Regions from separate parts of the Mus musculus genome. Here region 2 is linked to region 1. Evidence: chromatin loops called from intact Hi-C (ENCODE). Cell type or tissue: gastrocnemius. All regions are shown on one strand. Each heading gives the region's core, and the rest is flanking DNA. Links, peaks and the distances in the headings are about the cores only.

Region 1 (4,391 bases), core at 303-4,302:
GTCCCTCTAGCATGAGATAGTAGACCTGGAAAGCTCTGTGAATTTGCAGCAGCCCGGGGACAGGTGCTAGACAAGCTGCCTGTAACAGCTAGAGGCAAGAAAAATGAGCCTGCCAGGGTGGGAGGTTGCAGATGAGAGCTCCCCTGGGTCATAAAGCCCGCTCTTCTATACTTTCTCCTCTTTGCTGTCTGCTTCTGTTTCTGCCCCCCTCCCATGCCCTTGGCACCCCACTTTTGTTTTTACTCTCCAGGCTGAGGAAAAAGAACATTCCACGTTGTCGAGATTATAGGCATTGCCCTTGCTTACAGATGATAGATTTGCGAAAGGGGGTCAAAAGGCATGACTTACTCTCGGCTTTACTGAATGGTGGGTCTTACACAGGCAAAGCAAGATTAGGGATTCCCTAAGGTTCTGGGTATTGGAGAGTCACATCACAGAAAAGGAGATAATCTGAACTGACTCTCACTAATGAAGGAGAGAAACAGGTACCCATGGCTGAGTCAGTAAAATCTCCAAGTGATGACAAGGAGACGGAGACAGAGAGGATTTGAAAGATGTGTGTGATGGTTTGCACATGCTTGACCCAGGGAGTGGCATAATTGGAGGTGTGGCCTTGTTGGAGTAGGTGTGTCACCAGGGGTGTGGGCTTTAATACCCTAGTCCTAGCTCCCTGGAAATGAGTATTCTGCTAGCAGCCTTCAGATGAAGATGTGGAACTCTCAGCTCTTCCTGCACCATTCCTGCCTGGATGTTCCTACCTTGATGATAATGCACTGAACCTCTGAACCTGTAAGCCAGCCCCAGTTAAATGTCCTTATAAGAGTTGCCTTGGTCATGGTGTCTGTTCACAGCAGTAAAACCCTAACTAAGACAGTGTTCCAGTCTGTTCTTTTGTCTAGAGATGCCCTCAGCAGCAACGGCTTCCCTAGACTGTGCCATTACCTGTGACAATCTCTCTATCCGTGGGCCTTAAGAAAGAAATGCCTGGCATTTTTCTGCACACGCCTAGGATACAAGGGAGACCTTTTGTGGGAAATAGCAGAGAAAGTGAAAAACCAGCAGGGTAGAAAGTCTCCATCGCTGTGAACAGATCATGGTGTGGCTGGAGAGCTAGTGGACTGCTTTCTTGCTGGGAGAACCAGGCTTGAGTGGCCATTGCAGGTCCCCTTTTCCTACATACTCTACAATTCCTTTCAAGTGTTGTCAATAAATGAAGCACTTTTTAAGGCAGGTCCCAGAAGCAACAGTTGGGCATATGAGGTGTAGAACAAACCACTCTCCCCTCTAGACCAGGAGAACACTGGGGGTCTGGAGGCAGACTGCCTCATTCTCACCACTTGGCTGATTCTCCTAGGTTTTCCATCCCTGTGCTTATAGCAGGGGATGTAGCATCAAGTTTCTCTGATGCCCTCTTCCTGACAATACTTTCCCAAGTAGGCCACTAATCTCTTACCCTGCCCCTGGCTTGGTTGCTACAGCCAGGGCCTCTCCAGAGTTCAGAGGATGCTGTTGTCCTGGTGACTAAGGGTGTCCCTGCAGATGTCCACTATCACACTGTGAACCTTTTTATCCTTGAGACTACAACCACTTTCCATTTCAATTGGGTAACTCCTGACCCATTGCTTTGGGTCTCTCTCCATGGAGGAGTCACCATCTTTGTGCCTGGTCATAGGGAAGGCTGACCCAGAGAAACAGTTCCTACTGAAAAATGAGCAGAGCAGTGGGGATATTGCAGTGGCCTAAGTGCAGGTCCAGCACGTGTTTGGAACCTTGGTTCATTGGATCTAAAGGACCCACATGAGCTGCAGAGCCACACCCAGGACACACTAATGGTGCCTGGTGATTTAGGTTGGTGCTTAAGAGATGGACCCCAGACGAAGACCTTCACTGTCATTTTCAAGCCATGTAGCCTTGGGCGAGCATATTGGTCAATATTCCCCAACAACTTGACTGGATTTAGAATAACCTCAAACTCCTCTAGGAGTACCTGTGAGGTTGTTTCTAGAGAGCTGGGTGGTTTAAGCGGATAAACTAAGGAAGAAAGACCTACCTTGAATGTGGGCTGGAGTTCCAGAATGAGTTAAAAATAAAACATGAGAACTTGAGCCGAGCACCATTTGTCTCTCTGCTTCCTGACTGTGAACGCCGTGCCAGGACCCAGTTTCCTTACGTTCCTGCCTGTTTGCTTACACACCCGCCGACCAGGCTGGATTGTACCCTCAAACCATGAGCCAAATTAAGCCTTGCCGTCTCTAGTTACTGTTGACTGGTATGTTGTCGCAGCAATGAAAAAGCAAGCCATAGTTGTGAACCTCACCTCTCACCTCTGCAAGGCTTGGGGAATACTAAAGGAGACAGTGACTGCATGGGACGATTGGCATATGAGACTTGGTGGCAGTCCTGCCCTTCCTAGGGATGCACAGGCTCCTGGATTTATGGTCCCACCAAGAGTGTTAACTGAGAGGACATTCCATAAAGAACACCAGGAGCTCTTAGGAGCCAGGAAGCAAACGTGTAGTGTGATGTTTTATCCCTAGCTCACTGCAAACACCCCAAGGACAGCAGGCTTTACTGTTATATTCGAGGCTGCTGCCACCTTCGCCTTTAGTGTCCAACAGCCTGCCCTGGTTCAATAAATCACAGGTGAGTTTTTTTAAACAAACAAACAAACAAACAAAAGCCCCACAAAACTAAATCCTCTTTTCATCCCAATCAACCACCACAGGCACCACAAACAAAAGAAAACAAAATATAAACAAAGACAAAACTTCAGGTTGGATAGATGGGACAGTGAGAGAGGACAAACTGAGGGAGTAGGGTTTTCCCAGAAATGGGGGAATGCTGGGATCAAAAAGATGAGCTTGCATTCCGTAGAACTGGAAGATACAGCTCTGGTTTGGGGAACAACCCTAACAATCTACAAAAGGCAGAGGTGGCCATCCTATCTTCATTTCTGTTGTGACAAATATCCTGACAGAAAAACAGCTCAGGGAAGAAAGGGTTTATTTCAGCTTATAGTGTCAGGCTACAGGCCATCGTTTTAGGGAAGTCAAGGCAGGAACTCAAGCTGGTCACATCACATCCACAGTCAACAGTAGAGAAAAACAGATTCACCCATGTTGCCAGCTGCTATTAGCTTTCTCCATCCCACTGCCTAGGGAATGCTGCTGCCCAAAGGGGGCTGAGACTTCCTACCTCAAAGACCAAGACAATCCGCAGACAGGCCCACAGGCCAACGTAAGGAAGCCAATCTAGAAAGTCTCTCACTGGGGCTCTCTTCTCAGGTGATTCTAGGTTGTAACAAGCTGACATTTAAAACGAACCAACCCAGGTAGGGAGATGGCTGCTGCTGAACCATTGCCTTTAGGTTAGCACGAAGGGGACAGAGATGCCAGGATTCATTTGTTACATCATCTGGGCTCATCTGCGAAAGCTTCCTGTTCTAGCTTTGGAGGTGGCTTCTGATACCTCACCAGAATGGCCCGTTCTTCCGACATCTTGCATCTCATTGACAAGGGCGTGTGGGTGGGCCTGGTTGGCTATCCTGTCATTTCAGACTAATAAGGAGTCACAAGAGGTCAGCCCTCAGCCAGTGTGTGACACCAAGAGAATGTAGGCTTCTGATGGTCTGTGCAAAAGTTATCCTTGCTTCGCAGCTTAGGAAATGTGAAATGAGCAGTCCCATGCATGGACATTTCATCTGTGACTCCTGTTGTAAAAGATAAATCTCCAAGAGACTGGGGAGAGATAGCTGAGTATATAAAGTGCTTGCCTGGCAAGCATGAAGACCCAAGTCTGATCCCCAGGACTCATGTAATAAAGGTGAGTGTGGTAGCATTCACTTAATAAACCCAGCACTGGGAAGGTAGCGACAAAAGGACATCTGGGGATAACAGACTGGTCATTCTAGCCTACATCATGAGCTCCAGGCCAATGAGAGACTCTGTCTCAACAGAGGTAGATGGCATCCCTGAGGATGATAAATGAGGTTTTCCTTTTGCCTCTACACACACACACACACACACACACACACACACACACACACACACACACTCACATACAAGACTTCAATACAAGCTGGCTTCTGTGAACAGGGGCTTCATTGGCTCATACCAGCAATCTGGAGGGCACTGGGAACAAACAAAAGAAACTTAGTCTAGGCACTTATTCAGACTCCATTTAATCATAGGAAGAAGCTAAATTCAAGGTCCCAGGCCCTAGGGCAGCTGGGGACTTCCCAACGGCAGAACAGCTTCTGTCGTAAACAGTTGTCTGAGTCCAGACATGTCAGGGACAACTTGTAAGGAGACAGTTGTCTGAGTCTAGCTCTCTCAAGGACAACTTCTCCATCTCGCTGGCAGGGTCATACAAGTCCATGTTCCCAGGACTAG
Region 2 (4,391 bases), core at 67-4,066, 89 kb before region 1:
GTCGGCATAGAGGGCTGGCCTTTAGGGTCTCACTCCCAGTGCTGTGGGAATGATCCAAATGAGTTTCCTCTTTGGGACATTACTATTCCTGTGCGTCTGCCCCCTCTCCTGGCAGCATCTTTGTCTTTGTACATCTTTGTATGATTCAGTGAGCGTTAAGCGCAGCTGGAGATTAAGAGAGCGTATCCTTTTACATTTTCTGTACCTGCATGTATATGGCGAGGGGACACACGTGTGTGGGCATGCATCTACATGTGCACATGCACAGAGAGGCCAGGGGACAACCTTTGGTATATGTCCTTCCCAGAAACATCCTTTAGCCTTTGAGGTGTGGTTCCTCATCGTCTTGGAGCTAGCCCAGCTAGCTGTCAGTGAGGCTAGCCTGGCTGACCAGCAAGCCTTAGTCTCCATCTCCTCAGAACTGGGATTTCGGGTGAGTGACATCATATCCAGCCTTTTTATACGGGTTCTCGGCATGGAACTCAGGCCCTCATGCTTGCAAATACTTTACCAACTGAGCCATCTCAGTGCAAGATCATCTGCTTTTAAATTCGATTTTTGCTTAGGATGGGGGATCCTGTCTGTTCTACACGGCTCAAGTGGAGATCAAAGGGCAACTTTGAGAAGTCAGTTCTCCTTTTCCATCACACGGATCCCAGGGATTGAACTGAGGCTGTCAGGCTTGGTAGTAGATGCCTTTCCATACCTAGCTACCTCTCCAGCCTGATATGAGATTGACCAGCCACCACTCCCACCACTATGTGACCCTGTCAGACTGGGGCATGACTTAGGTCCATCTATGGGCCCCTCCTTCCCTAGCCTGGAACTGGAAGCTCCCCTAAGGGGGGGAGGAGGCATGAGCTGCACAAGGCAAGATTGAGATACTGAACTAGCTCTTGATGATGACAAATACCCCACAGGAATTTATCTTCCAGAAGGAACATATGTGACTAACTGCCGTGTCACCACATCAAACATGGATATCTAAAGCACAGAAAAATTTACAAGTTTAGGAGACTCTCCCTGATGCCACCAAACAGGTTAGCATATAAGGCTGGCTTTTCTAGGAGAAAAGCTGGGACCCTAGGAGACCAGACGGGACTCAGCTCCGTCCACACCCTGGGTGAGAAAGGAGAGTCTGGGCCACGTGAGCCCTGCGAACGCAGTCTATTTGAGATTTGTTCCTTTGCCAAATTTCCTGGTGCCTCCCTGAGCTGATCTGAGGGTTTGAGAATAAAACAGGGCCCCAGCCAGCAAAGTCACTGTTCAGATATTAATGGTCCAAGACAAAAGCACACTAATGTGTACAATAATTTCTAGTGATTAATTTATATTTTCCAATGCATTTTCTTTTCTTTTAGGCATGCCATCTAGGTAGAAAGAACACCAGGCAAGGTTCCTTTGTATTCTTAAATAAGATCGAGCAGGTATGGCGGGAGCTGACACCAGTTTTCGTTCATGGCGGTTGCTGGTGCTTTGTGGGGTTGGGTGGGGTAAGGATCAAGGCAGAACGCACATGCTGGTCCCCATCTGTCTTTGGAAGCCTTGAGTTACACCTGACCCTGCTGGTATCTGGGCTAAGAGGTTCGTGGGATGTTTCTATTTTAGTTCCCTCGCCCCAAGCAAAGCTAAACATGTCAATGCAAATGCAAAGCTTAAATATGCCCTCCAGAGCTCCGTACTTACATGTCTCTCGCCTCTCACCCCCAACCTGGACTGTTGCAGCATACGAGGATATTATATCCTGGACCTCAGTACACCGCTCATAGTATAGCTTGATTTGTTCAGCCAGTTCCTTCTCAAGGAAGGGATTAAGAACCTGCAGGAGGGTAAGAAATTGCATGAACTTCAATCATCATCAAATGTCCTCTGGCTAGTAGGACTAGGTGTGTTCAGCTGTCTGAGTTCCCTCTATGACATCACTGGCTACCATCCCACCTGGATATGCAAACCAGTGCCCTTTGGATCAATTCGAGGCATGCCAGTCCAGCGTCCTGTGTGCTACCTTCTCATCTGCAAAGCTTCTTCCATGTCAGTGGAGACCTGTCCCCTCCACGTGTAGTCCCTAGAAAACTGCACTCATCTCCATTTCCAAATGTTAATTCTACCCAAGGTGTGCCCGCCACCTGAGGCCGTCCTTCTGTTTCCTTCTGCTTTGCAGCAGCCTCAGTCTGCAGGAGCCAGTGAAGGGCCACTGCTCCAAAGCATAACTCCTGCAGGCTCAACGGTGGCCAGATGCACCCATGCACCTCGGTGAGCCCAAGCTTGTGGAAATTAACTCGTGTCATGTGACCTAGTAAGTGAACTGGGCCAAAGTCCCAAAGAGCAAGCCTCTTGGAACTGGGGGAATTAATCTTAACTCTGTTTTCAAATGCATGTCTGGACCCAAGAGAGGTTCACGAGATGGGCTCACTGGGTCATAACCAGCAGTGGTTTCTTTTGTTTTTTATACCGAAGGATCCAAAACTTCAGAGCACATTAGAGGAGGCGGAGGAGGTATTCTTAGTAAAATTATTTTTATTTTCATATATGAATACATGTATGTATGTGTGTGTGCTGTTCATTCTATTAATCAGAGTATCTTCAAAACATCATTTAAAGCTGGGTCTGTTGACATCCATCTGTAATTACAACTAGTCAGTAGCCTAAGGCAAGAAGATCAAAATTTCAAAGCATGTCTGAACTCCAGAGTGAGTTCAAGGCTAGCCTGGACAACTTTGTGAAAAACCTGTCCGCCCCCCACCCCCCAATTTTTTTAAAAAATGTTTTTAAGAAAGGAAAGAGTCTAAAGCTGAAAGAAAGCTCAAAGGTATTTGAGCCCCAGTACCAAAAAATATTTTTGTTTTGTTTTTGTGAGACAGGGTTTCCTATGTCCCAGGCTGATCCAACTTGACCTTGAGCTCTTGATCGTTTTTGCCCCGAACTGCCGACCACTGGCATTACCGGTGTGCACCACCATTACATGCCAGAGCGGTGGAATGTTTGAAGCTCAGCCTAACCCATCTTTCTTGCTTCTCCTCTCTGCTCCGGTCTGGCATGCAGTAGGCACTCTGAAGCATTTACTGCTCAAGTGGATCTGTGATTTTTCTTTTCCCAGTTATCTCAAAGGGAGGGAGGGAATCGGGCTTCCTACTTGTACTTGTGTCTTTGCCTGAACTCCACGGGGTCAAGGGAATGAGAGGACAACTCTCTCTCAGGCATCTGGTGGGGTCCTCCATCTCCTTAGCAGGGATGAGAAGGCACTGTTCTGAGGCTGTGTGGTAGGAAGCCGAGAGTCCTTTACTGGAATGGCTGCAGTAGTCCTCCGTGGGCATGTTAGGATGTGTGTCCTGGGTACAGTAAATTGCCTTGGGGTCCAAAGCCCTCCTGAATATGGCTCCCTGTGGCTTGCCCATCCCAGCATGAGCTGAGGCAGGGCTTCTGTGAGGATGAGTGAAAGATTGGCTGGCATGGGGCTTTAATTTGCTGGAGTATTGCTTCTTCTGATACTTTAAATAATAGCGTAGAAAAGAAGCTTTACCAAATAACTAAGATTCTCTCCTTTCATTAGCTTAATCACTGGATAGGCAACAGCCTGATAAAAATCTACTCTATAATTAAGCTAGTAGTTATTAAAACAGAGGAAGTAAATGGTTCCCATTTTATGAGTACTAAATGAACCGCACGGTAACAGAAATCTATTATTGGGCTGGCTCAGGGGAAGCCTCAATATTAATTATGTTTGGTGGCTGAGCCCACGCATGGTTCAGTCCGCTTGGGTAAATCTTTTGTTTACACTGTGTTTCCTGCTCCCAGTGGCCCACTGTCACACACACACTCCTGGCAAACTTCTTGATCCCCAAGGCTCACCTGTGCCGGGTGTAGGCTGCGGAGGCGATAGTATTTCACCGGTCCAAAAAACCCTTCGATGCCGGCCACGTACCTGCTCCCTCCAATAATGAAGTAGCCAGCTGTGTCGTTATAATAGAAGTCTTCATGGAAGCTAGAGAGGAGCACAAAAGATTGAGGCAGCCCTGGGGACTGGGACCTGGTTATCTTCAAAGAGACTCTGTCATGGACATCCCCAGACCCCTTGACCTAACTCAAGTTGCCATAGGTTTCTCAGTCTGGTTTGCAGCACTTAAGCCCGCTGCAGGGTCAGGTGGCCCTGGAAGAGATAAATCCTTGCTCCCAACCATCTAAGCCCTGAAGGCTATTGTCCTTTGTAAAATGACAGTTCCCCACTTAGTGAACTGTTAGGATTTGATGTACTCTGGTCCCAGGTAAACACCTAATATCTACTACTGTTTGTGATAGTGTTTAGAATCAGTGGGGTGGAAATACTGGGAAATATTTGTTCTAAAAGGCAAGCAGAAAGCAGACTAAGGAGAAACTTAAATTTTAAGCTGTTT

What was found. A loop is a pair of places that touch in the nucleus more often than their neighbours do. Peaks named below come from ENCODE experiments on the same cell type or tissue, not always from the same donor. Only the 100,000 strongest peaks of a DNase experiment are listed, where the experiment ranks them.
Region 2: a loop joins it to region 1, with 2.9 times the contacts of the local background. A loop is called at or near these places in 1 of 42 quality-filtered maps.

The regions. Positions count from the first base shown.
Region 1 is chr5:53,260,013-53,264,403 of GRCm38, forward strand. Gm40303 (a long non-coding RNA gene) reads right to left here. Exons shown (of 2, transcript XR_868423.2): 2 at 4,165-4,391. Among named protein-coding and RNA genes, the nearest start is that of Smim20, 4.9 kb to the right of the region's middle. In gastrocnemius, for the core only: no CTCF peak of the experiment used is centred there; no DNase peak of the experiment used is centred there; H3K27ac peaks cover 3,603 bases.
Region 2 is chr5:53,170,888-53,175,278 of GRCm38, forward strand. Sel1l3 (sel-1 suppressor of lin-12-like 3 (C. elegans)) reads right to left here. Exons shown (of 24, transcript NM_172710.3): 7 at 3,850-3,982; 8 at 1,687-1,819. Among named protein-coding and RNA genes, the nearest start is that of Sel1l3, 40 kb to the right of the region's middle. In gastrocnemius, for the core only: no CTCF peak of the experiment used is centred there; a DNase peak (open chromatin) is centred at 2,139; H3K4me3 peaks cover 2,330 bases; H3K27ac peaks cover 4,000 bases.